Linked DNA regions of Homo sapiens: regions 2 and 3 are each linked to region 1. Evidence: chromatin loops called from intact Hi-C (ENCODE). Cell type or tissue: IMR-90. All regions are shown on one strand. Each heading gives the region's core, and the rest is flanking DNA. Links, peaks and the distances in the headings are about the cores only. Region 1 overlaps UQCC1 (ubiquinol-cytochrome c reductase complex assembly factor 1). Region 2 overlaps UQCC1 (ubiquinol-cytochrome c reductase complex assembly factor 1). Region 3 overlaps UQCC1 (ubiquinol-cytochrome c reductase complex assembly factor 1).

The links. Hi-C counts contacts between places; a loop is a spot of excess contacts. Peaks named below come from ENCODE experiments on the same cell type or tissue, not always from the same donor. Only the 100,000 strongest peaks of a DNase experiment are listed, where the experiment ranks them.
Region 2: a loop joins it to region 1, with 11 times the contacts of the local background. A loop is called at or near these places in 3 of 110 quality-filtered maps.
Region 3: a loop joins it to region 1, with 2.5 times the contacts of the local background. A loop is called at or near these places in 3 of 110 quality-filtered maps.

Annotation. Positions count from the first base shown.
Region 1 is chr20:35,298,546-35,309,036 of GRCh38, forward strand. It overlaps UQCC1 (ubiquinol-cytochrome c reductase complex assembly factor 1), which reads right to left. Exons shown (of 10, transcript NM_018244.5): 9 at 8,121-8,234; 10 at 4,033-5,524. The coding sequence ends at 5,390. Among named protein-coding and RNA genes, the nearest start is that of FAM83C, 11 kb to the left of the region's middle. RefSeq lists enhancers at 5,757-6,577, 6,869-8,068, 7,161-7,455. In IMR-90, for the core only: a CTCF peak has its summit at 5,459 (motif pointing right); DNase peaks (open chromatin) are centred at 4,246, 5,476 and 7,326; H3K27ac peaks cover 3,612 bases.
Region 2 is chr20:35,388,418-35,398,908 of GRCh38, forward strand. It overlaps UQCC1 (ubiquinol-cytochrome c reductase complex assembly factor 1), which reads right to left. Exons shown (of 10, transcript NM_018244.5): 2 at 5,675-5,779. Among named protein-coding and RNA genes, the nearest start is that of UQCC1, 18 kb to the right of the region's middle. In IMR-90, for the core only: no CTCF peak of the experiment used is centred there; no DNase peak of the experiment used is centred there.
Region 3 is chr20:35,364,320-35,374,810 of GRCh38, forward strand. It overlaps UQCC1 (ubiquinol-cytochrome c reductase complex assembly factor 1), which reads right to left. Exons shown (of 10, transcript NM_018244.5): 5 at 9,865-9,937; 6 at 2,238-2,295. Among named protein-coding and RNA genes, the nearest start is that of UQCC1, 42 kb to the right of the region's middle. In IMR-90, for the core only: no CTCF peak of the experiment used is centred there; a DNase peak (open chromatin) is centred at 5,732.

The DNA.
Region 1 (10,491 bases), core at 2,675-7,674:
GGTCTCAGGAAAGGATTCCCTTCACCACCTCCAAAGCCAGGCCCTTGTTCTCAAGATCAGGCTTCCATTTCCAGAGGGATCTCATCGGAGTCCCTAACACTCATGGGAAGTTCCCTACTCCACTAAGTGCTTAGCTCATCAGGGTGCTTCCTGCCCCCAAATACATCTTCAGCACGTTCCTGCAAACCCCCTTGTTTCACCCCCTCTTCCGCCTCCTCCCAGTATCCCTCCATCTCTTCTCAGCATGCTGCTCCGAGTCTCCTTCTGGAAGCTCTCCTCTTCCCTGGGTCCAGTCTACCTTCTGCACTGGTGCCTGCTCTTCCCGCCACCTCCTGTGAATGCTCCTTGCACTCCCAACCCAGTCTCGGGGCTGCCCTCACCTCCGGGAGCTCATCAACTTCAGGATCTCTATACCCAAGACAAAGCCAACATCCTTCGTCCCTGAGGTCCATCCTGAGGTTCGCCAAGGTCCTTCCTCCCCCATGCCCTTGCCCTCCCTGGAGCATCTCTAGCATCTGAAGTCCATCTGCCACCAGACTGGCTCCCCACAGATGCAACCAAGGTGCACCAAAAGCAATGGAGTGGAACCCAGAAAAAATGACTGTTCAGCTTTGCTGCAGGGTCACCTTGCACCAGCAAGCAGATTCTTCTCAGTGCGCCTATTTCCCTATTGCATCATGGGTGCAGCAATCCCTGCCCTGCCCAGCTCATAGGGTGCTGTAAGTTTCACTTGAAAAAACACAACACATGGCCGGGCGCGGTGGCTCACACCTCTAATCCCAGCACTTTGGGAGGCTGAGGCAGGTAGATCACCTGAGGTCAGGAGTTCGAGACCAGCCTAGCCAACATGGTGAAACCCTGTCTCTACTAAAAATACAAAAAAATTTAGCAGGGCTTGGTGGCGGGCACCTGTAATCCTAGCTACTAGGGAGGTTGAGGCAGGAGGATCCCTTGAACCTGGGAGGCGGAGGCTGCAGTGAGCCGAGATCACACCACTGCACTCCAGCCTGGGCAACAGCAGCAAAACTTCATCTCGAAAAAGAAAAAGAAAAAGAAAAAACACAACACAGAGAGGATTCTTCTCCTCCAAAGAGGATCTTCTGCCAGACGTCACCATCTCTGGGCCCCAGTGAGTTCTGTGACTGCACTCTCTTCAGGCTCCACATTAGGCCTCAAGTCCTGATGAGTTTTTTCTCGGAAATGTCTCTGGGGTTTGAGCTTCCCTTTGAATTCCATCTGTCACCCCCGGCATCTCAAGCCCAGATGGCTAAACTCCCTTCCTGACAGAGCCAATCCATCCTGGTACCACTGTCTCTCCACTGCCATCATGCCCCAGTCTTTACCAAGAATGCGCACAGTGGCTTCCTGCTGCCTGGCAGCTGATGTGTGATCTGTGCTACCCCTACTCATGGTCCCACCTGATCTCTGCAACCCTTCCTTCCCTTAGCAGCTAACTCAACAGTTGCTGCAGTCTGAAGAGCTTCCTGTTCTGTGCCTTCAACTGGACAGCTAGTCCTCAATTCCCGTTTTCCTACCTCCTTAAGCCTCACTCTTCACAGCCTGAAGCGGTGGACTGGGTCAGAGCCACCATACAGGGTACATCTGGGCATTCCCCTCCTGGAATATGAGCTTAAGAATCCTCACCTGCAAGGCGGCGAGTGAGGTGACAAGTGAAAATACCAAGCAAGCCTGGCATGGAGGGAAAACTCAAAAGATGCTGGCTGAAGTGCGGCCTGGGCTTCAACCTCAGTTTAAGATTCACCCCGTCTTGTCGTACAGCATTGCTATTTCTCATCGGAAGAAATAGCGATGATTTCTTTTTTCAAATTTTTAGGTAAAACATCAATCTTAGGGGTACTGTTCAGTGTTTCTCATTTGAAAACCTCTATAATACAGTCTTCTCTGAAGAGTAAGGAAGACATATGTTTCTTCTGATGAGTAAGTGTACTTCCTTTTATGTGACAATGGGAACTCTACAACCTTAGGGCTTTCCATTTTCCACCTTTGACCAGGAAGCTCAGAGCAAGGTCTCATACTCAATTGCAAATCTCCTGGCTGACCTGGGGGAGGGAGGCAGGGTGACATGGGGACAAAGCAGGGTCCCCAGGGTCTGTCGTGGGCTGGAGCACTCTTGGCCCCTTCTTATCCTCGATCACTCTTTCTCTAGGCCCCTCTAAGCTTCAGTCCCCTCACTTGTGTTAAAGGGATAATAAAAATGATGAGGGCAATACCTGTTTTACCTGATTGTTGTGAGACAATGCATTTACAGTATTTTATAAAATTTTAAAAAAGTCATATGAAAGTTGCTCATTAGCAGTCCAGGTTTTCCAACATAATTATTTTCCCTCTTTTTCCCTCCCAATACCTGGATCTGATCTTTCAAACTTTAAGGATTTTTTTTTTTTTGAGACAGGGTCTCACTCTGTTGCCCAGGCTGGAGTGTGGTGGCATGATCTCAGCTCACTGCAACCCCCACCTCCTGGGCTCAGGTGATCCTCCTACCTCAGTCTCCTGAGTAGCTGGGACTACAGGCTCATGTCACCACACCCAGCTAACTTTTTGTAGAGACAGGGTCTCACTGTATTGCCCAGGCTGGTCTTGAACTCCTGGACTCAACCAATCCGCCCACTTCGGCCTCCCAAAGTGTTAGGATTACAGGCATGAGCCACTGCACCCAGCCTACAATTTTATTACAAACTGTGTCTCTTAATCTGCTGTGATCTTTTCTGGAAGAATACAGAATACAAATATTAATAAATGACAAAATCATTCCTACAGAGCAGTCTCCCTGAAGGCAAGAAATTGTGTCCTTCACTTGTTTTGTACAATAATGAGTTACACTAGAAAAGCATTTAGCTATGGAAAGAACTTTCCATTTTGGTTCCTATGCTAAGACCAAAGGGAGTGCTCAATATTAAGTCGCTAAAATAAGTGAAACTGTATGGGTCACACTGAGAATGGTCCAGAAGGGGGCTTTTTGGTTGGGGTTGTATTGATAACACTTGGTGATTTAGTCACACATTCATTCTTTCATTTATCCAAGTATACACTGATGCTGATCATGAATCAGGCATTTGGCTGAGCACTGGAAAAACAACAGTGACCAACACAAACACAGTGTCCACTCCACGCTGAGGCAGCTCACAGTACAGTGTAGGAGGTGGGTAAAAAAATCATTTTAACATGGTAAGGTAAGTGTTACCAGGGCTAGGTGTGGAGGCTTATGCCTATAATCCTAGCACTTTGGGAGGGCAAGGTGGGAGGATCAACATAGTGAGAAACTGTCTCTACATAAATAAAAAGGTAAGTGCTCCAGAGCAGAGAACCACGTGGGGAGCAGCACGGATATCGTGACTGTACCTGGAGGGGACAGGAGAGGGAGGGACAAAGGTTCTAGGTAGAGGACACATAGCATGATCTCTCCAGGTAACCCCAAGAGGTTCAGTGTGCTCAGAGAAGAGATGGGTAGACTCATAAAAACAGGAATGGAGGCAGTGGCCAAACCAAGAATAAGGGTAGCCTCCAAGGAACCTGGAATAGATCTTAAGGGGAGGGGGATTGGCAGAGTCAGGGAAAGGTGCTGATGGCCAAGAAGTGAGGGCTCACCAACATCAGACACGATAGATCCAATCTGGCTCCTTCAAAGGCAGCTCCATACTGCAAGTTGCTGTGTTGCACGACGACAAACTCCTGAGCAGACAGGACTAGCTCTGTAGGCAGGGACCATCAGATGCTGGAGGGACTCACCCAGGGCCTGCATGAACACTGGCTGACTGGGATGCTAAGAAGGGGAGTCAGGTTCTGGACCAGGGCTGGACCAAATGACCTTTCAAGTTCCTTCCAAATCTGAGCTTCCAGGATTCTAAAGCAAGCCCGGTAGCTGAACTGGTGCCATGAGCTGGGATCTGTGGCTGGGGAGCTACCCTGGGCAGCAAATGGGTTAAAGCTCAAATAACTTTTATATATGAATTAATGTGTAGAGTTGGGAGCCAAAATCTGTTCCATTAATTTTTCCATCCATTCCAGGAGCAGTTAGGTACACACAGTAAAGTTTATTTTGGTGCATGGTATACTTCACTCCATTAAAAATAAATTAATCAGCAAATTCCTGCCTGGCTCAGCTCTGGTTTATGTAAATAGTGCCCAGCTGTAATGAGTTACAAGGTGTTATTATCTCACACACACACAGGAGGCTTCACTCTAGAGCTCCGCTCGCAACAAAAGCATCTTAAATAAACTGAGAGAAGCGGTTTGATTTGTAATGTTTTCACAGAAGTGGGATATACCTCACCCATATAGAGTTTCTTTATATGACTCATTTTATAGCAAGTTAAATGAAGGAAGTTTGATGGGGGAGGGAGGGGCAATATGGTTCCCCACCCCCTTTCTTCACTTTAAGAAAATCCCCCAAGAGATGACCCGCACTGAGGGAGGAGGGGCTGGTCCTCAGGTGCTCAGACCAAGGTGGCTCTGCAGCACGTGCTTCAGAAGTTGGGAAGGGGGACCAAAGCTGGGCACAGGTCTGGGTCTGCTACAACTAAGCCAGGAGGAATGTTCTCTTCTCCCCAGTATCTCATGAAAGGGGAGGCCAAGACAGGAGACAGCATGTTCCTCATTCAGTTCACTGGGAGTGACAAAGGTGACTTTGTTCTCAAGGCCTCCTTCCAAATGACTTAGGATGTGAAAGCCCTTGGTCATCAGAGGCCTCCTGGGTCCCAGACGACAGGCCTGGCTGGCTGTATCTTGGCCTGAACAGAGACACATCTCCATGAACTAGAGGCAAGAGCAGCAGAGACCATCCCAGCCTCTTCCCTTTCTCCGTCTCTAACTGAGCTGCGCGGTGCCCTCATTACTGCGTCCACCATCTCAGGCAAGTTTCTAAGTCCCTGGAATAAAGAAGGGCCATGGCAGAGAGAAGTCTCTGTTTCTTTTAATGGCCAACTCAACCCCATGGCTGAAAGCCGAGGGACAACGCGTGGTCACCGACCGGACTCGGCAGCATTACAATCTGCTCCTAGGCCACAGCAGGCCCTGGGGGGTTTCCCTTTTGAACCTACACCATCCCTTCCTTGGCCTTTGGGAAAAGCTATCAGTCACATGTAGTTGCTGGAGGGGGTTGGGGAGTGTGTGCTGGGGGACTCTCACTCGGGGCTTCCCCTAAGGGAGAGGACACCCCGGGAGAGCTAGGGGTTCTCCCAGCCCTGTACCCCAGCAGATCAGACTCCTGGGCACACTAAGAGGAAACTCAACACAAATGGGGCCAGGTATTTGACAGATGCTGTTCAGAGGTCAGTTCAGGCCACTTTCTGCAGGGTCCTGGACCAACAGGCACTTCTCTCCTGGAGGTTCCTCGAAGCCAGCTGGCGGGCCGTGCGGAGGGCCCAGCCCATCAAAGTCCCTCGTCGTTGTAAGTCGGAGAATGGGGCTTCAGGATGCTCTGAGGATTCTTCTCCACTAGAGGGCGCCAGCTCACCTCCCCTGTCAGAAGCAGATCCTCCCCGTTCATGGAGTCCAGGTACTGTATCTGCAACCAGGGGAGGGGGAAGGAGGAAGCGACAGAGGCAGGGCAGAGGTGAGGAGCCAGCGTCAGGAACCAGCCTCCCAGAGGAGAGGAAGGAAGGGGACGGGGCATGAGGGGGGCTTCTGACCATCCCAGGTCCCAGACCAAGCCGTCCCAGGCCAAGCCGTCTCTGATCTCCTAGATAATTTCACTAAGGTGGTTCAGAGAAAGCAGTCACTGGGGAGCTGGGTGGCGGGGGCAGTTAGGGAATTCCCTATCACACCTCTGAATGGAGACAGACACACACCTCCCAAGGACACGTCTCCCCTACACGCCCTCCCTAGACAGCTCCTGCAGGCCAGGAAGTCAGGGCTTGCAGCGCACACAGCCATGCTGTCCACCCCAGCACTGCTGGGTGAGAGTCCTGATTCTGTCCCTTCCCAGTGCTGCTACCCAGGGTGGCAGCTTCCCCTCTCTGAGATTTAAGTTCCCTTGTCTTGAGAGAGGGGATAGAAACAGGTACCTCACAGGACACATGAAGAGATTCAACAATATGCATATATGCAGTGCTAGGCACTCACGCTTTAAACATATGTATGCCTCTGTTGTCCTCTAGTGGGCCCCTGGTCAGTGGGCCCCAGTATCACCTCTCTAGGACAGTAGGGGCAGACAGCTCTGCCATTAAAATGGTCATCATCCAGAGAAGCCACTGCTGCAGGGCCAGGAGACTTCATCTTAGGCTTTAGGTCATTCCCCCTTCCAAGAATCCACCACTCTGGTTGCTTCCGCTTCCAGCTGCTGACGCTTGAACTCAACCCCAGCCTCTCGCACGTGTCTTGGCTCTGGATTCCCACCTGCCCTGCCATCTCTTCCCTAAAGCCCACTCCTCCCTTACAGTGACTCCATTTCTGCCCCCAGTGCCACCCCTCTGCCCACCTCCTGGGTTGAAAATCTCAACAGAACCTCTGGTTGGCTCTTGGGCCATCGGCCACACCAAACAGTCTGCTCAAGGCCCAGCTCCTGCTCTTCCTTTCCCGGCCTTCAGCACTCTGCCCTCCCTGTATCACATAACAGGCTGGCTTACTCCAGGGTTAGCCGTGTGCCTGGGCTTCCTCACCAAACCATGAGCTGGCTCCTCGAGGGCAGGACTGGGTCTTATTAATCGTTGCTTTCCCAAGAGTACATGGAGCAGCAGGTGCTCAAAAGGTTTGCTGATAGAACTGGGTCCCCACCAAAGCTCCCTGCTTTCCCAAGAACCCCTTCACGGTTTTTCCACTGCCTCTCACTGGGGCCACATGGGACCTCTTGTAGGGACAATGGTTGTGGCAGCCCCTTCCTAGAGGGCCCTCGGAGAAGTCCCAGTGTGTCTTGTTGGGGCTTCTGGCACAAGCCCACCATGGCAGATGGAAATGTTGGGCAGGTCTCTCAGAAAACACAGCATTTGCTTTGCGAATTGCTACTCCCGTCTGAGGGTGAGTCCAGTCAACAGAGTATCAGAATTCTCTGTGAGTGGGGCCCTCTGGCCATGCCGTGCCCTCTCCCTGGCTCTAGCAGATTTGAAGAGTGGTCAAACAGAAGTCCTGGCTCCTGGGATTCTCTACCCTGTGGGTCTGCAGAGCCCCAGTATGTGGTTTTTCCAGCAGTTAACAAGCTAGTCCTATGGGCCCTGTCTTCTCAAGAGCTGAAGTCCAGCCTTGCCTTTCCTGGTTGTTGAAGACCATGAATACAAGTGAACAAGAGAGTAACTGTGGCGTGACACCCCTTCAGCTCCAGGGGCCAGGCCATGAAGCAAAGGTGTGACTCATGGCACAGCCTGAGCTGTCTGAGGCAGCTGAGGCCTCAGTGGTCACATGAATCACACAGCTTGGGGCCCTAGGGCAGCTGTGCAGGCTGACTCACTGGGAGGCCCTGGAAGAGCCTCTATGTCCTCTTCGCTGCCAGTCAGCTCACTCATCTATCAAGTATGAGTTTCCCATCAATACAGGATCTGAGGGCAGGGAGGTCAAGGAATTAATTCCCCGGGGCTTGAGGACAGCTATGTGGGTAAGCAGCCCCCACTGCGGAGCTTTCTCGTAGAAGCTTTGATGTCGGGGAGCCCTGGGGAGCCAGAGGGGTGAGAAACTGAAGTGGGGGGACTCTACTTGACTGTGGAGAGCATCTAGCAGGAAGAGGCTGTCTGTGAAATGCTGCCTGCTGCCCAGTTTTGCTGGAAGTCAGGAGCAGGAAACAAATCCAAGTGGGTAGAGAAGGGGTCCACAGTGGGCAGCTGCTACTACACCACGTGCTCATATCTGCCAGGACTCTGTGGGCCCAGCTGCTAGCATAGCACTGGGCGCACAGTAGGCAATGAGGTGCACAGTGAATGAATGACTCAAAGTTCCTGAGGGCAGGAGACTACTCGATGCCTCTTTCTCTCTCTCTTCCCATTTCCCGCTCCCTGGCCCAGTTCATGGTTGGACATACAGAAGGCGCTCCTTCTTCAGCGTCTAGTGCTGATGTGATCTGGTCAGAATTCTCTCAGGCTGGTCCTTGGTAACTCCACCTCTCATGATCCCCTGAAAGCCCAAGAGGAGGACCCACTGTTGCCAGGACTTGGGAGGGGAGGGAAAGGGTCACTCACCTGTTTCCTCACATACTCTACCAGCAATTCAAGATGTCGAGGGTCTTCACATTTCCGGTTGAAGAAGGTTCTCCAGAGGGCAGCGGCCAGCCCATGATCATCTGAAAGGATCCCCTGGAACATACAGCACAGCAGTGGTCTCCTGAGGGATCCACAGAGCCAGGACACAGACGGTGGGGATACTATGAACATGCTAGCAACCATGGAATCAGCTCAGAAGGGCCCTCCACGCACAAGAGGAAAATGGGGCAGTCACACAGTAGAGGTGGAAGGGGTCTTACAAGGGTATCTGGCCCAATCCCTTCATTTTATTACATACAGAGGGAGAACAGGGGGTCCAGAGGGGCCAAGCCACCAGTTAGGTGATGCAGAGCTGGGACTCAGGCAGTACTCCGTACTGCGCCTGGCCCAGGCAACACTTGAGAGGCTGAGAAGAGAAACAGTAGCAGCAATGCTCCCCCTGCTGTCCATAGCAGCAATGCTCCCCCTGCTGTCCACAGGGCACGGGCTGGGAATATTGTGAATGTATGTTTCTCCCAGGAATGGAGGTGGGCATGGACTGTGCCTTCTTGCTTGGTCCAAGGACCAAGGCAAGGCAACTGGTCCTTGGGGGAAGGGAGCCAGCTACCTTGTCTTCACTCTTACCCAACTCTGGGCCCAGCCTCTCCCTAAGTAGGGGAACAGGATGTTCAGCAGGATTGCTGGGGCCACAGAGGGCCAGGCTCAGAGCTTGCATGTGTGTGTGTGCCTAACGCTGCCTCTTTTGGCAGAGGAGACTTCTGTTGGGAAGCTTAAAGATTACAGAGCAAAATAAGAGCCCCAGCCACCAGCTAAGGACATTTTCTAGCTTGGACCTCTAGAGGAGGGAGGGCTGAGAGTCTTGCTTCCTGGGGTGAAGGTGGCTGATGGAACAGGCCCTGAGAAGTTGCTCTGTCCAGGTGCCAAGGTAGTGTGTGGAATCGATGTGCTGACTTGGAGTTAGAAGGGAGATCAAGTCCTAATTCCACCTCTGCCAAGATCAGTGATGGTGGCAGCTGACTAAACCAAAGTCTCAATCTTCTACTTCTTCAAAACAGATGAAGTTACCTGCTCTACTTATAGCATTCTTGAACTATTTGTTAAGTGTAATCTGTTGGATACAAAGATTAGGAGCATGCTTTGGCAGACAGCGGGGATACAGTCAAAACCGTGGGGTCTGGGAGCCAGAGCACAGAGTTCGAATGCCAGCTGTGTCACTTGATGGCCATGCGGCCTTTAAGAAGCTATTAGCCATTCCTGAGCCTCAGTTTTTCATGAGTCAAACAAGCCTAATAATACCTATCCCACAGAGTTGCTGTGAGAATTAAGAGATACTGGCCATGAATGGCTCTGTAAGTGGTAAACATTACCCAAAGACCCAGGATCACTTTATTCGACATTTTATTGTGGTCTGTCCTCTTGGGCATTGTGGTATGTGAGGTCTGGCTCCAGGCCTGCTGCCAACAAGGGCCATGTCCAGTATGGGGTGCTGACAGTTTGGTAGAAAAACATTCCACCTGTTCCAAATGCTCTCTGATAAACCCTCCTTACGGTTCCACAGCTTAGGACTGTCCTGGCACAATGGCTGAGTCAGGAAAACTGGCTTTTTCTGGCACATGGGGACAGGAGCAGAGGACAAGCTCAGGCACATCACCCTTCTGCAAACGATTTGCTAGCACAACAGCGTGCCTGTGTCTGCTGTGCCTGGGCACATGCCAGAGCGCTGCTGGCAGCAACCCACATGTGCTGTGCAGAAAGGAATGGGATTGGGAGCGCGTGTTATGGGGACCTGGAGAATGGGCAGAGCCCAGGATGGGAAAACAGGCAACTTTAGCAGCGGGTGAGATGGCTGGGAAGGGGCAAATTCATAATCAGGAATTCCTGAGCCATCAGAAGGAAAAGGATGACTCAGGACCCACTAATAGTGAGAACAACCCAACTGTTTCAGACTGTTAGGGTTCCCTCACACGCCTAGCTCCTAATGATTATGTTTGCCAAGTAGAATAGATATTATATTCCCATTTGCTTTGCTTTGTTTTGTTTTGTTTTGAGATGAAGTCTCACTCTGTCACCCAGGCTGAAGTGCAGTGGCATGATCTTGGCTCAATGCAACCTCTGCCTCCCAAGTTCAAGTGATTCTCTTGCCTCAGCCTCCCAAGTAGCTGGGACTACGGGCATGTGCCATCACACCCGGCTAATTTTTTGTATTTTTAGTAGAGACAGGGTTTCACCATGTTGGCCAGGGTGGTCTCGAACTCCTGACCTCAAGTGATCTGCCTGCTTCGGCCTCCCAAGTGCTGGGATTACAGGCGTGAGCCACCGCACCTGGCCTATATCCCCATTTGAAAGATAA
Region 2 (10,491 bases), core at 2,340-7,339, 90 kb after region 1:
AGTACCTGGGAACACAGAGATCCAGCTATTCCGGATTTTTTGTAGAGATAGGGTCTTGCTATGTTACTCAGGCTGGTCTCAAATTCCTGGCCTCAAACAATCCTCCCACCTTGGCCTCCAGAAGTGCTGAGATTACAGGCATGAGCCACTGTGCCCGGACTATTTTTTCCTGTTTTAGAAATTAGAACACAAAGGCTCAAAGAAGTAAAGTTCATTAAAGACTAGGATATATACTCAAAGCTATGTTCTGTCCGCTATATCAAGCTGCCTTCAAAAGTCTGAGTAGAGTTCAACAACACAGGCTCATGCACACTTAATACCCAGATCTTGATTTCTAAATACTGCTCTCCAATAGAAGGAATCGGGGCTGGGTGCGGTGGCTCATGCCTGTAATCCCAATACTTTGGGAGGCTGAGGCGGGAGGATCACCTGAGGTCAGGAGTTCAAGGCTAACCTGGCCAACATGGTGAAACCCCTTCTCTACTAAAAAATATAAAAATTAGCTGGGCGTGGTGTGTGCGCCTGTAGTCCCCAGCTACTCGGGAGGCTGAGGCAGGACAGTCACTTGAACCTGGGAGGTGGAGGTTGCAGTGAGCCAAGATCGCACCACTGCACTCCCACCTGGGCAACAGAGTGAGACTCCATCTAAAAATAAAAAATAAAAAAAATAAAAAAATAAAATCAGGACTCCTTGGAGTAATGTTTGAATCTAGGGCCAGGGCAAAGAAAATACAGCATGAACCTGAAACATCTTGTGGTGCCAGCAATTAAGAGAGTATTCAAAAAATGATGGGGGGCATGTAGAAAGGCGTTCCCAATAGCCCAAGCTGGGACAATCTAATCAACAAAATAACTAATTGGAAAATGAATTATAAGCCGGGTGCTTATAATTTGCACCTCTCTTTGGGAGACCGAGGCGCATAGATCACAAGGTCAGGAGATGAAGGCCATCCTGGCCAACACGGTGAAACCCCATCTCTACTAAAAATACAAAAATTAGCTGGGCGTGGTGAGCTCGCACCTGTAATCAAGCTATTCAGGAGGCTGAGGCAGGAGAATCACTTGAACCCGGGAGGCGGAGGTTGCAGTGAGCCAAGATCTCGCCACTGCACTCCAGCCTGAGTGAGAGAGTGAGACTCCGTCTCAAAAAAAAAAGAAAAGAAAAGAAAAGAAAATGAATTATAACTCAGAAGAAAATAAATATCCATGAGCTCATACTGGTATAAATAAATAATTGAATAAATAAATAAATGGGGAAGAAGTGACAGCTCTTTCTTACAACAGAGTTCCAGTTAATAAATGTAGGAATGATGGAAATAAAAAATCATTAGACAAACACCACAATAATGATCACTGCAGTGAAGAACCATCAATGCAATTATCATATAATCCATCAATCCTAATTCTGGGTATATATCCAAAAGAATTCAAAGCAGGATCTCTAAGATATTTGTACACTGACATTCACTGCAGCATTATTCACAATAATGTGTGCAAGAGACAGAAGGAACCCAAATGTCCATTGATCCAAATGGATAAAGAAAATATACAATAGAAGAGTACGCAGCCTTAAAAAAAGAAGGAAATCCTGTCATGTGCTACAACATAGATGAACCTTGAGGACATTATGCTAAGTGAAATAAGCATGTGCCAGTTATAAAAGAACAAAAACTGTATGAGTCCACTCACATGAAGTATCCTAAAGTAGTCAAAATCACAGAAACAAGGCCAGGGTGATGGCTCATGCCTGTAATCCCAGTGCTTTGGGAGGCTGAGGCGGGCAGATCACTCGAGGTCAGGAGTTTGAGACCAGCCTGGCCAACACAGTGAAACCCCGTCTCTACTAAAAATACAAAAATTAGCCAGGCGTGGTGGTGAGCACCTGTAATCCCAGCTACTCAGGAGGCTGAGGCAGAAATGCTTGAACCTGGGAGGCGGAGGTTGCAGTGAGCTGAGATTGCACCACTGCATTCCAGCCTGGGCGACAGAGTGAAACTCCGTCTCAAAAAAAAAAAAAAAAATCATAGAAACAGAAAGTAGAAAAGCAGGGTGGGGAGAGAATTAGTGTTTAGCATAGAGTTTTGCAAGATGAAAAAGTTTATAGAGATCTGTTGCAAAACAATGTGAATATGCTTAAATTAACATTACTGAACTGTACACTTATAATGGTTATGACAATAAATTTAATGTTAACATATCATTAAAAAAAACCACCAATGACTGCTAAAATTAGTAAGCAAAAGTATAATGTGAAATGGGTATCTGCACAGTCTCCAAGTATCTCCTGACAAGATACTAATTACAAAGGGAAAATACTAACTTTAGAGTTCAGGAACCTGACAAACACCAATTTAACCAAGTGGCCAAAGTTATAAGACCTACTAGCATTATGTATCCCCTGATATGATGCACTGAGAAGGGAATAACATCATTTTTGCCAAAAATGCATAACCTCAATCTCATTATAAGAAAATATTAGAAAGGCCGGGCTTTCTATATTATAGGTGGTAGCTCACACCTATAATCCCAGCACTTTGAGAGGTCGAGGTGGGCGGATCACCTCGGATCAGGAGTTCAAGACCAGCCTGGCCAACGTGGCAAAACCCCTTCTCTACTAAAAATACAAAAAGTAGCTGGGTGTGGTGGCGGGCACCTGCAATCCCAGTTACTGGGGAGGCTGAGGCAAGACAATCACTTGAACAGGAGGCAGAGGTTGCAGTGAGCCAAGATCGCACCACTGCACTCTAGCATGGGTGACAGAGCAAGACTCTGTCTCAAAAAAATGAATAAAAAATAAAAGAAAATAAAGAAAAAAGAAAAGAAAATATTACACAAACTCAAATTGAGAAACATTCTACAAATAACTGACTAGTACTCTTCAAAAGTGTCTAAATCTTGAGAAGAAAAAGAATAAGAAAATGTGACCAGACACAGTGGCTCATACCTATATTCCCAGCACTTGGGGAGGCCCACAGGGGTGGATCACTTGAGGTCAGGAGTTTGAGACCAGCCTGTTCACCAAATGGTGAAACCCCGTCTCTACTAAAAATACAAAAATCAGCCAGGTGTCATGGCACATACTTGTAATCCCAGCTACTTGGGAGGCTGAGGTGGGAGGATCGCTTGAACCCAGGAGGTGGAGGTTGCAGTGAGCAAGATAGTGCCACTGCCAAGATAGTGTCATCCACCCTGGACGACAGAGTGGGACTCTGTCTTAAAAAAAAAAAAATGAAAATTTAACAGATTGGAGACGACTAAGAATATATGACAACTGGATTTGTTATCGCAGATCAAAAAAGGACATTCATAAAAAAAAAAATTGACAAAATTGGAACAAATAGACTAATTAATAGTATTATTTCAATGTTAATTTCCTGGTTTCAGTAATTGCACCATGGTTATGTAAGAGGTTAACATTAGGGGAAGCCAGATGAAGGCTATTTGGGAATGCTACTACTTTTACAACTCTTACATAAGTCTAAAATTATTTCAAAATTTAAAAAATATTTTTAAGTAGACAGAACTTCAAGAGGCTAATTAAGACAAAGCTGAAAGTATGTCTCTAGCTCTTTGAAAACAATAATAGGATTACAGCACTGGACATTACCTTACAGATACCTGATACTACCACTCATCGAAGGAAGGATTCCTTTATGTCAGGCCCTTGACATACATTCATCCTACCACTGCCTGAATATTTCCAGTAAGAGTAAATTTACTATGTGAAAACGCAGCTCACACATCCCATTATGCACAATTCTAATTAACAAAACTCTTTCTCATTCTGAGCCAAATCTTCCTCCCTGTGAGACATGTACCTGAGGATGCCATTCTGAAGCAGAAGTTTCCAACCAGGGGACCTCAAAGATAGGAAGATACTCCAGTAAGTTACAGTCGATACGACAAAAGGTCCAGTTGATTTACAATGACTAAAATTACATCTGGTCAGCATGAGATAAACCACCCTCAGTTATTTACATAAATGCTTTGCTATAATGTTGTCCCAGAGCCTAATACAGTACCCGGTACTTATTAGGTGCTCAAGAAACGTTTACTGACCCAAAGAGTAGGGCACAAGTCAGAGATTCATATAATGAGTTATTTTCCCCTACCATCTACACACATACAAATAACAAATACTATTAAAAATTTGTACAAAAAGTAACAGAACACAGCCCAAGCTCTGAAAAGAAATACCTGCATAACTACCCAAAGTAGACGCCTCTTCTGCACAGGCATATTCTCCATTCATTCAACATATACTTAGTGACTACTCTGTGCCAGGCATAGTGAAAAGACCAGGAAATACAAGAAAAAAGCAAGATGTCCTCAGAAGGGCAGGGCTTACACATTAATTGGAGGGAATTTTTAAGTAGATTATATATGTTACATAAATTATATAATATATATAATTACATATAGCAAACATATTTTTAATTGCATCGAATACGAAAAAGAAAGTTAATGACTACAGATAAAAATCATAAATTGGTAAGAAAAATGAGTTCCCAATAGATGAATGGAGAAATGCCATAAGCATACAATTTTCACAAACTGAAAAACAACTGATCAATACAGAAAAAATACATAACCCTGAGAGCTAAACAAAGAAATACAAGGTAAAACAAGGTAACATTTCTTACCCAATTTATTTAAGTTAAAAAAAACTCAACTTGAGAGAGGTAATAATGAAAAACTACTTATACATACATTGCTGGTGGCAGCATAAATTAAAACAACCTTTTGAAGAGGCAAACTGTTCATACTCTGACCCAAGGTATGCCTTCCTAGGAATTATTAATAAGTAATTAAAAGTAAGAAAAAATATGTGCTAAGACAATGGTAAGAAAATTAAAGCTTATAATGGCAAAAAAAAGGAAATGATTTTCATATCAAAGGCTAAGTAAATAAAATATTATATGGTCATTAAATTTTTAATTACAAAGTCTATCAAAACAATATGAATAATGTCCACTCTAATAAGTGAAAAGGTACCAGAATATAAACTTCTGTGGACATTTGTTAGGGTACTTCAGGAATAACATTACATATACATACACACACACACACACACAAACACACACAAACACACACACACACACACACACACACACACAGGCTGAAAAAGAACCAGCAGAGATAAAATACTGACGTTTTCAGATTTGAAGTCATAGATGATTTATTTCCCTTATTACTAAATTATTTGTATTATTAACAAAAATCAGGAGGGACACAAGGTCCAAGGTAAACTACATTATAATGATTAGGTGGTCAATGGTAAATGAATACCTCAAATAATTGTTTCTTGGATTTTATATTCATATAAAGGAAAAAGAAATAATTATCACGCCCAAATAAAAGTAGCACAAGATGGCCACAAAAAGAAAATTGAAAAAGGTTAACTCGGAGATGAATATCTGGAAAAATTCCCTAACAGTAAAAATCATCAGACTGTAGCATGGTATCCTAGGCTAAGTTCCACTGCTAGGGTATTTAGAAGCAACGCCCTAGACACCATACTTTAGGAATCAGTCCTAAGTTGGCACCACAGAGACCCAGAGTGGTCTCATGAGGTTTTTCCATCACACAATTTGGTTGGCTAATCTATAAATACATGACATTTGCACATAAACACTAAGGTTTTCATACTAAGCAAAAGAACAACAAATCTTACCTGGGAAGTGCGAGACAGAGCCCTGTCCCCCTGTCCTTGGGTAGGAGACACAGGTATCAATCGGCTGCATACTGGAACCCACTGAGAAATGCTAGTCTGGTTCCTCTAAAGAAAGAAAATAATAATCTGTCAGGAATCTAAATCATACTCCCTACATGGAAGGCAAAGAGTGTACCTGTGATACTGTAATATAATTAGAAATATATATTTGGCCTTCATCTCTAGTTCCTGGCACAGAGCTCCTAAAACCCTTGGAATTTCTGAGTGAGGGGGGTGTCTGTAACTCATAATAAGCCCCTTTCAACCATACCTGAGTTTATGCTAATGAGGTGATTCATGCAGGATGGAGGCTGGTTGCCAGAGAAACCTACCACAGGAGTAGAGGGTTGGAACTCAGCCCCAACTCCTCAAGGCATCCCCACCTCCAGGAGAGGAGAGGGATTAGAGACTGAGCCAATCACTGGTACCCAGTGATTTAATCAATCATGCCAACAATAAGCCTCCACAAAAATTCTAAATGACAGAGTTCAGAGAACTTCCGGTAAAGATGAAAAACTCTTTTTTCTATACTCAACACTCCACTTCTGATACCAAATGTGCAGGGGCAAGGGGTCTCCATACCAAGCAATTCTCTAGTTCTCTGCAGACACCAACTGGGTGTCCTACAATTTAACTTAATTCTTAAACTAACTGCCTGGAGTTAGCAGAGACCTCACAGCACCATCCAACAGGACTGTCCCCCACTTCAGACTCCCATCACAAGTAGTGGGTCCCCAGGTTACTCACACTTTTGTCCAACTTGTCCATACATTGGGGGTTCCCACAGCTGCCTCCTCAGATTCAATAATTTGCTAGCATGGCTCAACTCGGGGAGGCACTTCACTTACTTTTATCAGTTTATTATAAGGGATACACCTCAGGAACAGCCAAATGGAAGCGATGCAAAAGACAGGGTACGGGGTGGGAGCTTGCTCTCCGGGTGTGCCACCCTCCCTACACTTTGATGTGTTTACTAACCTAGAAGCTCTCCAAACCCAGGGATTTCTATGGAGGCTTCATTACGTAGACATGATTGATTATCACTGATCACTGGTGATCAGCTCAATCTCCAGCCCCTCTCCCCTTCCAAAAGTCAGGGAGGAGTGGGAGAAGCTACAAGTTCCAACCTTCTACACACATATTTGTTCCTCTAGCAACCAGCCTCTACCCTCCAAGAGTCACCTTATTAACATAAACTCACTGCCGGTCATAGCAGCTCATGCCTTCACTCCTATTATCTCAGCACTTTTGAGAGGCTGAAGCAGGATTACTTGAAGCCAGGAGGTCGAAACCAGCCTGGGCAACAAAGCGAGACCCCCAGCTATACAAAAAAAAACCCATAAACTCATGTATGGTTGAAAGGGGCTTATTATAAATAAATAAAAAAAAAACCATTCCTCTCACCCCAATCACTCTGCAAGGGTTTCAAGAGCTCTGTGCCAGGAACCAGGGATAAAGACCAAATATATATTTCTTCTCTCACAATATCATATCTGGGTTGCAGCCACAGGCCAGGAGGGTGGCACACTCTAATTCCACAGGGACAGAAGCAACTACACTCAGGACCATTCCAGATCTGGCCTTTAGTACCTAAGTTTAAAAATCCTGCCAGAATGGGGTATCACATGAATGAAGAACTTCCAAAATGGGACCAAGACCAAGCCTCCACATGCTCATTTCTCCAAGGATAAGATAAACCACTGCCTACTACTGATTCCACAGACTAAAATAATTCTGGTAATAGGTGACTCAAGCAGTGGGCACGGGCTCCCTCTGGGAAGAGAAACAAAATAAGCAGACTTCTGGCATTTTATGATTAGATTATAATTCAAATTACGGTTTGCAATGTCTTTTTTTTTTTTTTTTTTTTTTGAGGCTGAGTCTCGCTCTGTCACCCAGGCTGGAATGCAGGGCCATGATCCCAGCTCATTGCAATTTCCACCTCCTGGGTTCAAGCGATTCTTACGCCTCAGACTCCCAAGTGGCTGGGACTACAGGCATGAGCCACCACATAGGGCTAATTTCTGTATTTTTAGTAGAGACAGGGTTTCACCATGTTGACCAGGCTGGTCTTAAACTGCTGACCTTAAGTGATCTACCTACCTCGGACTCCCAAAATGCTGGGATTACAGATGTGAGCCACTGTGCCTGGCCTTTTTTTTTTTTTTTTTTTTTTTAAGAGACAGGGTCTCACTACATTCCCCAGGCTGGAGTCCAGTGCCTAGTCATGGTGCTAACATTGCACACTACAGCCTCAAATGCCTGATGCCTGGGCTCAAGTGATCCTCCCACCTCAGCCTCCCAAGTAGCTGGGACTAAAGGCTTGCATAGCTGTGCCTGGCTTACAATGTGTTTTCATAAACACTGACTTACTTACCTGATCTTCATAGAATCCCTTTATAGTAAGCAATGCTGAGATCATCATCATCCCCAAAAGGAGGAGGAAACTAGGGTAGAAGTTTTGCAGTGGGAAAACACACGTGGGCAACTTGATTTCCAAGACAAGAGAGATTAAATGGCTGTTCAAGCTAAAACTGAGATTCACGTTTTCCCTCTAACATGAAGCTCACTTCAGAAAGGTCTCTTGGCCAAAGTGAGAGGCTAGGCTGGAGAAAGGGATAGCTCTCTCTTGCTAAATAAGAAGTCTGCTTTATTTTATGAACCTGAAATACATTCCACTGTATAAATGATAGCCATGTACACAGCACTGGAAATCTTAATTTTAGGAACCAACTCTAGGGATCTGAGGGTTTTCTTCACTTGACCTGTAGACCTTATAGGGCCATAATGAGGACCAGATACATAAATTGCTTGAAAATCCTTTGCCAAGCATAATGTATAACACAGTCAGCCCTCCACAGCCATGGGTTCTGCATCCATGGATTCAGCCACCCACAGATTAAAATATTCAGGAAAAAAATACCGGGCATGGTGGCGTGTACCTGTAGTCCCAGCTACTCTGGAGGCTGAGGCACGAGAATCACTTGAACCCAGGAGGCAAAGGTTGCAAGTGAGCAGAGATTGTGCCACTGCACTCCAGCCTGGGCGATAGAGAGGGAGACTCTGTCTCAAAAAAAAAAGAAAAAAAAAAAAAGAAAAATCAGGCCGGGCGCGGTAGCTCACATCTGTAATCCCAGCACTTTGGGAGGCCGAGGCTGGCGGATCACGAGGTCAGGAGATCGAGACCATCGTGGCTAACACAGTGAAACCCCTTCTCTACTAAAAATACAAAAAAATTAGCCAGGCGTGGTGGTGGGCGCCTGTAATCCCAGCTACTCAGGAGGCTGAGGTAGGAGAATGGCATGAACCCGGGAGGCGGAGCTGGCAGTGAGCCAAGATCACGCCACTGCACTCCAGCCTGGGTGACAGAGCGAGACTGTCTCAAAAAAAAAAAAAAAGAAAAAAGAAAAAAAAATCAGGAAAAAAACATGCCATACTAAACATGTAGACTTTTTTTTTCTCGTCACTACTCCCTAAATAATACAGTATAACAACTATTTACATAGCACCTATATTGTATTAAATGTAAGTAATCTAGAGATTATTTAAAGTACATGGGGGAATATATATAGGTTATATGCAAATACTATGCCACTTTGTATCAAGGACTTGAGCATCCACGGATTTTGCTATCCGAGGGAGGTCCTGGAACCAAAGGACCAGGGATACTTGGGGACAATTGTACTAGGAGTCAAAGATTCTAGTTTAAATTCAGCTACTCTAACATTATCTTTACAAGTAATTTAACCTCTGTGACATTCAGTTTCCTGATAGCAATTATGAGGAACACTTAATGAGCATTTGATGGCAGGCACTTTTCTGGTACTTTACATATATGAACTCATTTAAACTTCACAATCACCACTCATGTAGGTATATCATTATCCCATTTACACAAAAAAGGAAACTGAGGCATGGAGAGGATAAGCAACCTCCCAATGTCACATAGTTCTAACAGCAGGATTAAGATATGAACCCAGACAACCCAACTCTAGAATCCTTGCTCATTTATGGGATGAAAGGGTAGAGTATCTGCAAGGTACCTTCTAGCTCTAACACTATATGACCTGGTCTGGAACCAATTAAAACAGCATATTGTGGAAAGTGCCACATAACTAAAGGCAGGAAGTACTGTTCAGAAGCTACATATTAGATAATCACCTCTGTGAGCCTTGGTTGTCTCTTTTTATCAAAAATAAAGACAAAATCCCCACTTCTCAGGATTTTCTTTAAAATTAACAAATGTACCTTGCAGTATGTTCAGCACAATATTAAGTTGAATCTGAATCTCCATTTCCTCGAGTAGAAACAGGTTGAGGTGGGGTGGAGAAAGGCATTAAATTTTTAAACCTACAGATGCTTTCTAAAGTGTCTCACAGTTCTAAAATTGTATAATTGCCACTTACAGCACCTTAAATTTCAAATGAAAAGTGGAGCTAAAAATATTTTATTTGAGCTGTGGTTGGATCAGTTGAAATGGTTTTCCAAGTGAGAGACAGTTACTGGTGTTTTGTTTTACAAACACTGACAGATTTACCAGAAACATTCAATGTCAGATGTTCCTGTACTAAAAATGTTAACTATGGGATAAGAGGAAACTGCTTCAGATTCAGGGCCAAAGGTGGGGGGGGGGGGGGGGCGGTGCAGGGGGAGCAAGAGGAAATTACAAGTTGAAACAATGCAAACTTTTGGAAGATTTTCTGAAGAATTTCATCATGTAATTTCCAATGTCAACAAAACTTTTCTCTGTAATTTTGGCTCCGGTTGGTCTTAGGCCA
Region 3 (10,491 bases), core at 2,942-7,941, 66 kb after region 1:
GCCTGTGTCTTGGGCACAGCATTTCTTTCACTGGCATGCATTATAGGCAATCGTGCTTTATGTCTGTTTTCCATTAGACTTACATTTCTTGAAGATACAGACACAGAGTCTGTATCTGATTTGCCCAAAAGAAATTACCAGAAAAGAATGCATGTCATACCCTTCTCTCCAACATCCCATGGTCCTGCACACATAGGAGGTCCTCAAGAAGAGTGCTGATTCAAACTGAAAAGCTACAGATTCTTTCCACCAAAACCTGCATATCATCAGAACTAGGCGAGAGAAAGAGTGGAAGGGGAATCAAGTATAGATTTGAAGCAGACAGCTTCCCTCTCTCAATTGAACTGGGGGTGGTACACCCTACTCCTCAGAAATTAAACCAACCTCAGCAAGGAAGATTAAGCAGGCACAGTTTGGAAACTTTAAAGAACTATAAGTAGTTTCAAGGTTCTCCCATCTGCTGTTAGTCAGGTATTGACCTTGGGATGTGGTCACAGGGATTATATATTTTATTTTATTTTGCCATCCACTCCCTCTAACACTGATACCTCTAGCTATATGGGCAATAAAGAGTCTTTCATACAGGTTCTGAATATTATCTTTGAGTTCCCCTAGCCTTCTTGCAACCCTCCCACCTTTCCAGTGAGTAATTTTACAGTGCCACCTCTACAGTCCTCCTCTCCTAAAAAAGCACTTTTTCCCTTCAATATATGCAGCTTCCTTCCCTGAACGCTATGCCTTACCCTTCACCATTCAGACAACAAGATGGCAGGCAGTGTGCCTTTTAAGCTACCTGATGCGTGGCACATTTCAAAGAACTAACAGGTAGAAGTATAAGGGTTTTGATAGTTGCAGCTTCCTTTGTGATCCTATAAGTACTTCTTACTCATATTTATTATATAACTTAGGCATTCTGATTTATAATTGACCATTTTACACATCTTATCTCCCTCACTAGACTGTGAGCTTCTTGAGAACTATTCCCTAGTTCCCACAAAGTGCCCAGGATATGGTGTGCACTTACTAAACTACTGCTTAGAAAAAGATAGCATAGGCTGGGCACGGTGGCTCACGCCTGTAATCTCAGCACTTTGGGAAGCCGAGGTAGGTGGATCACTTGAGGTCAGGAGATTGAGACCAGCCTGGCCAAGATGGTGAAACCCTGTCTCTACTAAAAATACAAAAAAATCATATGGGCGTGGTGGTGGGCTCCTGTAATCCCAGCTACTCGGAGGGCTGAGGCACAAGAATCACTTGAACCTGGGAGACGGAGGTTGTAGTGAGCCACAACTGCACCACTGCACTTCAGCCTAGGCAGCACAGTGAGACTATGTCTAAAAAAAAAAAAAAAAAAGCATAAAATAAACTGCCACCTTAGGCCCCTAAGCCAAACTCAGTGTAACTGTGTGAGTACAGAGGAAGAAACATTTCAGAGGTGATCAAAACCAAAAAGTATATAGTAGTCAGTTGTATGATGCAAAGGTTCAGCTGAAGGCAGTCTCAAACAAGGGTCCTTTTGACAGGGCAGCCATTCCCATGTTCCTCAGATACTCACTATGGTCAAAGTAGTAAACTTAGTTCTCCAGAATTTACTTTCCCAAGATCTGGCAGTTCAATAAATACATTCCCCAGCCCCTGACTTCAACGACTCTCCTATATCCTTCTGACCTTTAATACTGTGTAACATTAGATGAAAAATTGATTTTTTTTGGCTACTTATTTCACAGCTGAAGAAAAAATATACTGTTTAAGGTGTTAAATATTTTTACATGCAACAAACCTGGCATGAAGCTAACTTGTATGCACATTTTAGAGGTACAGGCGTAAATGTCAGTGCTATAATTTGTTATAGGTTTCTGATGACCAGCAATGAAAATGACCACGGATTCTCACAATTCAAACCACTTTTACGTAAATGTGAACTTTCCTAAAACAGCCAAGGGAGAGAAAACTTTCCATCCAAGCTCATAGAGTGTGTTAAGAGATACTGATAGCATTGTTCACTGGGTTAGGTGTTCTCTGAAAAAATCCTACAAATATTAGTTTCCTTCTGGGCTTATGCTTTGACCTTTAATAAAAATGTGCTTCAAGACACCAGTTATTAAAATGAAAGGAACAGTTTTTAACACCTGAACAACTGCCATTTCATATAATCAGCCCTCCTGAAGGCTATACCTTACAAGTCAGCAGTGTTTAAAAAAATACATTTGGTGACTTCATTTAAATTGCTCACTTACCAGACGTGGAGTAGGGTTATAAGAAACCATGAATTGAATGTATCAGGCATCTGACACCCTAGAAAATAACAATAAGGTATAAGTATGTGAGGGTTTAAAGGAAGCATATTGACCATATATTAAATATTGGCAGGCACGGCACTTATGGTGCTCTCTGATTATGCTATTGCAGAAAAGTCCAGTAGAACAATAGGGCGAGACCACAGGATAAAAGAACTTTGAATCATAGCACGCCAGGAGTAAAAGAAAAAAAAAGGATGGATGCGGTGGCTCATGCCTGTAATTCCAGCACTTTGGGAGGCCGAGGTGGGCAGATCACCTCAGGTCAGGAGATCAAGACCAGCCTGGCCAACATGGCGAAACCCCATCTCTACTAAAAATACAAAAATTAACCAGGCGTGGTGGTGGGCGCCTGTAATCCCAGCTACTGAAGAGGCTGTGGCAGGAGAATTACTTGAACCTGGGAGGCGGAGGTTGCAGTGAGCCAAGATCACGTCACTGCACTCCAGCCTGGGCAATAGAGTGAGACTCTGTCTAAAAAAAAAAAAAAAAACAAACAAAAAAACAACCCATTGAATTTAGTCAGACCACCAGCCTTCTAGTTCCAGCCCTGTTACCAGCTTGTTATGTGGCCTTGGACAAATCACTTCTCCCCTTTGAGTCTTGGTTTTCTCACTTTGCAGAATGTGGCCTAGATGATTTCTATGGTTCCTTCCAGCTTCCGTGTGCTTCTACAGTATTTTCCCTCCATGGGCTTGAATTCTGAAAAGCTAGGCAAACACTCCCTTACTTTTTTCAGTTGGGCTCCACTGAGAAGCTTAAGTCTTTCTAGTATCCTTTTCCTGTCTTCTTTCTCTAAGGTACCCAATGTGCTATGGATATGGGTGTGCTAAATGATTTGCCCAAAAGAAATGACCAGGAGCTGGGTGCAGTGGCTCACACTTGTAATCCCAGCACTTAGGGAGGCTGAGGTGGGTGGATTGCTTGAGCCCAGGAGTTTGAGACCAGCCTGGGAAACATAGTGAGACCCCATCTCTACAAAAAACTACAAACATTAGCTAGGCATGGTGGCATGCACCTATAGTCCCAGTTACTTGGGAGGCTGAGGTGGAATGATCACTTGAGCCAGGGAGGTAGAGGTTACAGTGAGCCAAGATCATTTAACTGTACTCACGCCTGAGTGACACAGCAAGACCCTGTCTCAAAAATAAGAAAAAAGAAAAAGAAAAGATCAGGCGAAAAAAATCAGGGCTCTAGGGAGCTGCAGCTGAATAAGAAAGCATATTGTACTTACTGAAAGGCTGTTCATCACCCCCCCAGAAATGACAAAACTGGGAAGGGCTTCTCCTTGGTTTCAGATCCCACAAATTAGTTCTGTGCTCAGACATCAAAGCCTCTCAATTCTCACTCAGCTAAGAAAAGCCTCCTGCTGGATGAGGGGTCTCCCACTGAATGTGCCCGCCTTATTACATAACAGGGAGAAAAGCCAGAGCAAGAGGAAGATGCAAAAAGAGAATAAGTGGGGAATTTGGGCCCTTATGGTAGAATCTGTCCTTTGGGGCAATGACTCAAGAAAGAAGCGCTATCCTCTGCTTTTCAGCAACCATCAAGGTACATGATGTACTAAATGATAACAAAGAGGGGACACTAGGAGATAACACATAGGCCCGGACCCCCATGAGGTACATTAACAGCACCAATAATAAAGAGCTGTAATTCACTGCGGGCTTACTATGTGCCAGATGTTCTACTGGGTTCTTTACATCCATGAGCTCAATGAATCCTCCCAATAACCCTGAGGTAGGCATTGATATTATCCCAAATTGACAGGTAAGAAAACTGACTCAGAGAGACCAAGACAATTGCTGTTCAAGGTCATACAGCTATGAAAAGAGACACCTGAGATCAAATTCAGATCTACTTGATTCCAAACACTGTGTTCTTAATCCTGCTCTAACAGCCTCTCTAATACCACTATCAGAAACTAACTCACTAAGGGCCCATCTGCATACCAGATCTACTGCAAGCCATGTCAATACATTATCTCACTCAATCCTCACTTTAACCCTGGAGGGAAGCATTATAATCCTCATTTTAGAGATGAGGAAACAGACTCAAACTAAGTAACGTGTGGGCAGCCACAATATTAACAAGCTAGTGGCAGGGCTGCAGTTTGAATCCAAGTCTGTCACAAAGTGACACCAAAATACTTTGGTGAGCTTACTGGGAGGTGCCTAGCAGCTGTCAAGTCGACTTCCTCTCAGAGCCCAGCAGGAGGGAGCTGAAGGCTGGCCTGGCCAGCCATACAGCTATTAAGACACATGCCATCTGAGAATGGGCCAACCACCCTCCACCTAGACAAGAATAGCCCTGAGAAACTCTGAAGCCCGGATCTGAAGTTGGGTCTTTTTTGGATGCTAGAACAAAACATTAAAAAGAAAAATTTTCTTGGAAGTCTGTCTTTCAATCTGGAAAATGAAATTTGGCTGCTTCTAAAGGACAATCTGTTCAATTGCTACCTCTACATCAAAGCTTCTCAGCAGCCTCCAGGAGCCTTTCCAATTTTCTCAGAGAGGGAATCAGTTCTTGGGCTGGAAAGCACAGACAGACAGGCCAGCAGCTGGACTTGGGTCACCATTTCCCCTTCTGGGGTCACCTCAGGGCTGAGGGTGGGAAAAGTGCTGGCATATGATTGAGTCCCTATACACACTGGTGTCAGAACAGAAACCCACAGGGTAAAGCCCTAAAAAGTAACACCATTGACTGTTGACTGTGAACTATGCAAAAATACAGCAGATTCTTTAGTTCAATGAAATGCATTTAAACACTTCAAAGTTAAAACCTGCTGTAGTATTTTGCCATGATCACACTCTTGCTCCAATGCACATTCAGTGCTTTAGTTTCTGAAGCTAGGCACTTTCTTTCTTGACATCAAGTTGGATACAATTAAATAGTTCATTACTGTTATGGGGTGGCAGCATAACACAGTTGTACATTTAATGTGGGGTCAGACTGCCTGATTCAATTCTTTGACTCTACCTCTCACTCACTATGTGACACTGGGTAAAATTACTCAATTTTCTTCTCTGTAAAAATGAGAAAAACAAGATAACTGACCTTGTAAGATTTTTGTGAGAATGAGATAAGGCCTATAAAATGTTTAGCAAAATGGTTAGTATTAAGTTAGTAGGTACTCAATAAATATTCACTATTGTTGGTTTTCAGCAAATTATTTAAATAGTAGAATTGAAATTATCTTTGAAAAACCCCACTAATTATTTCAGATTGTATCAGTGATAAACCTCAACCACAGACTCAGAATGTATTCATTAAGGAGCCTCCTCTCCAAGGCCTCCAGTCTCTTAAGGGTTAAAGACAAAGCAGTCTGCAGACAACACTGTGGAATTCAACAGGAGCTCTACTGATTGACCACCTCTGCTCCAAAGTGCTCTTCACAGCAAACATCTCTAAAAGACCAGTCAGCAAACCGCAGTGTACTCATCAGTGCAACATGCTCAGACAAAAGACATCCTCAAAATATCTAAGAAACAGCGGGCTGCTGAATTCTCAGGACTCCAAAAGTTAAGCCCTAAAATACCACAAGTCCAAGTGAGCAATGACCACTTTAAAAAGTACAATCTTGGGAAGCAATATATATATACTGCTTTCTCTTGTTTCTTTTTTTTTTTTTTTCTGCCCAGGCTGGTCTTGAACTCCTCAGCTCAAGGGATCCTCCTGCCTTGGCTTCCCAAACTGCTGGGATTACACGTGTGAGCCACTGCACCCAGCCCCTTTCTCTTATTTCAAACCTGTCTGGCCTACTCTTTAGAATCCAAGCCACAGGAAAGTCAGTGTAATTATTTGAAAGATATTTGTCATCTTCTGCATCCAGAAGGTATATTCCAGATTTGTTCCCTTTTTATTCACTAGCCACAGTTTGGAAGCACTTTGGTTTGATATGAAAACTTAATCTACCCACAAATGACAAAGATGGGCCACAACAGAATGTAATAAAAATGAACATGCTATAGGTCTCAAAAGGAAATTCTCAAATTGAGTCTCAGAAAACCTGAAGAGTAGCGTTACTAAAAAATTTACTTTCTCCCTAGGTAACTACTTCAAAGACTAAGCTAAGACAAAGCTCACCAATAGATTCACACTATAATTAGTATAAACATCAGTTTCCAATACTAATAGAAAATCTCACAGAGGTAGTTTGCATTTAAATATAACAAAATACAAAAAATATTAAAATGAATTACATTTTCTAATTTGCAATTACACTCATTCACAGACAATATGTTATAGTGGAGAAATCCCTGGATTTTAAACCAGACAACACAGGTTCAAGGCTTGGCTAGGCAACCCTGGGTGAGTCACTTAGCCCCTTTGAGCCTCAACTGTTTCTGAAAACAAAATAAAACAAAATGAAAACAGTAATACAAGCCCTTCCTAGCCCACAATATTTTGTAACTCCTAAATGAGACAAATATAAAACCATACTATATGAGCTAATAGTATAAAACAGTTATTTATAAACTTTTCTTAAGTTTTATAAGTAGTTTACACCAGGCTATGAATTGAAACATGATATGTTAAATACGTAAAAAGTCTTATTATTCAATACTACAATATTAACTGAAGAACCTTCAATAATGAACAGCTGGCCAAGACAAAGTTATCTAGTAAACATCCTTTCAAAATAATTCTAAGAAATTTCTGAGTTATTTATTGAATCAAATATAAAATAGACATTAAATAGACATCTGAGGATGAGGGTTTTTTTTGTTTTTTTTTTTGAGATGGAGTCTTGCTCTGTCGCCCAGGCTGGAGTGCAGTGGTGTGATCTCGACTCACTGCAACCTCTGCCTCCCGGGTTCAAGTGATTCTCCTGCCTTGGCCTCCCGAGTAGCTGGGATTAGAGGCACCCACCACCATGCCCAGCTAATTTTTAGTAGAGGGTGGGGGTTTCACCATGTTGGCCTGGCTGGTCTCAAACTCCTGACCTCAAGTGATTCACCCACTTCAGACTCCCAAAGTGCTGGGATTACAGGCGTGAGCCACCGCGCCCAGCCTGAGGATGAGGTTTTAAAAAGACCTGATGAAAAATACTTCACACATGGATTCAAGAAGGCACTTAAAGAAAAAAAAAAAAAAAAAAAAAACAGGCTGGGCATGGTGGCTTATGCCTGTAATCCCTGCACTTCAGGAAGCTGAGGCAGGATCACTTAAGGCCTAAGACCAGGAGTTCAAGACCAGCCTGGGCAACATAGTGAGACCCTGTCTCTACAAAAAATAAAAATAAAAAAATGACCCAGGCATAATGGCATGTCTTTGTAGTCCCAGCGACTCAGGAGGCTGAGGTGGGAGGGTTGCTTGAGCCCAGGAGTAAAAGGATGCAGTAAAAGGGCTAGAGCCACTGATTCCAGCCTAGGTGACAGAGCAAGATCATCTCTTAAAAAAAAGAAAAAGAGGCCGGGTGTGGTGGCTCACGCCTGTAATCCCAGCACTTTGGGAGGTCGAGGTGGGTGGATCACAAGGTCAGGAGTTCGAGACCAGCCTGGCCAATATGGTGAAACCTCGTCTCTACTAAAAGTACAAAAAAATTAGCCGGGCATGGTAGCACATGCCTGTAATCCCAGCTACTTGGGAGGCTGAGGCAGAATTGCTTGAATCCGGGAGGCAGAGGTTGCAGTGAGCCGAGATCACACCACTGCAGTCCAGCCTGGGTGACAGATTGAGATTCTGTCTCAAAAAAAAAAAAAGAAAAAGAAAAAAAGCAGTTTCTAATATTAATAGCTTCATCAGATAGAGAAAAAATATTTTTTCCTTTTGGACTAACTTATCCTAGACTAACAAAGAAGCAGGAAAATATTCTTTCCAGGTTATGAATAAAGAAGAAAGGAAAGGTGAACACTAAATTGGAATTATAATTCAGTATGGTATTTCAGTTTTTGGTGTCAATCTGCTGAGACAGTAAAATAAAATGATTTGTATTTATTTGATTTTTAAAAACCAAAATAGGCCAGGTCCCATGGCTCACGCCTGTAATCCGGAACTTTGGGTTGGGAGACTAAGGCAGGTGGATCATGTGAGGCCAAGAGTTTGAGACCAGCCTGGCCAACATAGCCAAACCCTGTCTCTACTAAAAAAAATACAAAACTTAGCTGGGCATGGTGGCGTGCACCTGTAGTCCCAGCTACTCAGGAGGCTGAGGAACAAGAATCACTTGAAACTGGGAGGTGGAGGTAGCAGTGAGCCAAGATGGCACCACTCCACTCCAATCTGGGCAATAGAGCAAGACTCAAAGCAAGTCTCAAAAAACACGATGCAACAAAAAAATAGTTATTAAATAACCAAAACTGCACCCAGCTTTCTTCATTGTTGTGAACACAATTATATACAAATATTTGCTGCTAGAGAAAAATCTCAAATGTATACAGTTAGGTGTATGCTGCTTTGAGGATGTGACTATTACCACAGAAGTACACAGCATACATTTCCTTCCAAAACCTGTGGAACTGGAAATGATTTAATCTCTCCCAATTACAAGTACCTGCTTTAATTAACTTTGTTAATAATATAACTGTTTACAGCATCAAAATTAATACTGTGATAACAATCAACTGCTTCTGACAGTCTAAACCAGCAAAACCCTTTTGGAAAGCAATTTATCAATGAGATATACATAATAAAATTATATATGCCTTTTGACCCAATAGTCTTTTAACATGAGAAAAATCATAATTAATCCAGGATTAATTAAAACAATTAAAAATTAAAAACAGGAATAGCTGGCCAAACGTCCATGTCAAAATGCTAAGTAAAACATCCAGAATGGGCCAGGCACAGTGGCTCACGCCTGTAATCCCAGCATTTTGGGAGGCCAAGGAGGGCGGATCACGTGAGGTCAGGAGTTTGAGACCAGCCTAGCCAACATGGTGAAACCCCATGTCAACTAAAAATACAAAAATTAGCTGGGTATGGTGGCACATGCCTGTAATCCCAGCTATTCGGGAGGCCGAGGCAGGAAAATTGCTTGAACCTGGGAGGTGGAGAGGTGGAGGTTACACTGAGCCAAGATCGTACCACTGCACTCCGGCCTGGGCTAATAGAGCAAGACTCCATCTCAAAAAAAAAAAAAAAAAAAACCATCCAGACTGTAAAACAGAATATGTTTACTATGATATGAATACTCTTATGTAAAAAGATGCATGTGTGGACAAGGGAGATAATGTCAAAGTACAGTTTGTTTGTTTTTTCAAAATAAGCAAAATGTTTTATTTATAGGATCCTTTTGCTCTCTGTTTACTCTATTAAAAAAGAAAAGCAGCTGGGTACAGTGCCATGTGCTTTTAGTCCCAGCTACTATTCAGGAGGCTGAGGTGGTAGGACTGCTTGAGCCCAGGAGTTTTAGGCCAGCCCGGGCAACACAGCAAGACCCTTGTCTCTAAAGAAATATATACAAGAAGTTTTTTAAAGAGACAAATAGACAGTTTGGATTATATGCTTTGTGCAGGAAAAACTGTTTCACTAGGGACTAAAAAAACCTATCCTATTAAAACACAACCATAAAAATGAAATGTAGATTTGTTCTCCTTTTCAGTACTATCAAACAATAACTTACTTAGAAAGAATTCCTCGAAGTCAGTTTTCTCCACACAGCTAGTATACATGCGCAGGGCCGCAATCTTAATCTTCTAGACAAAGAGAATAAAACCAAACTCAAGACATGACCAAGTGGATGTTCTACTTCCATTAGACATGGGTCACAAAATCTTATATTTCTTCAACTAGAAGGAAGGGTCCAAACCACTCTCTAGGTAATTTAAACCAATATAAATTTTTTTTGTTTTCTTAGAGCTTAGCCATTCATACAGACTTCACACAATTTTCATATTTTAGGACTTTAGCATGAAAACCTCAGAAAGGCTTTTCCAATATTTAAATGAAATCTCTCATTTAATTCCAACCTACTTCACCACATTTGTGCCTCTAAATCACTGTTCAGCATTATCCACATTAACTCTTTAGAATCTGAAATCCTTTATAGTAAAAAAGTACACATTCTTCTGGCCAAAATCAAAGAAATATACAAAAACCCTCAAGCCTTTAATCTTTCCTCAGAGGCACTACTATCTATTCTATAAATCTCGGGGGATGGAGTAAGCGGTATCTTTTTTCCAGATCTTTAATTTTATAGTTTGCTGATTAACACTGTGTCTGTAAATAAGGGTTTCTAATGACTGTAAAA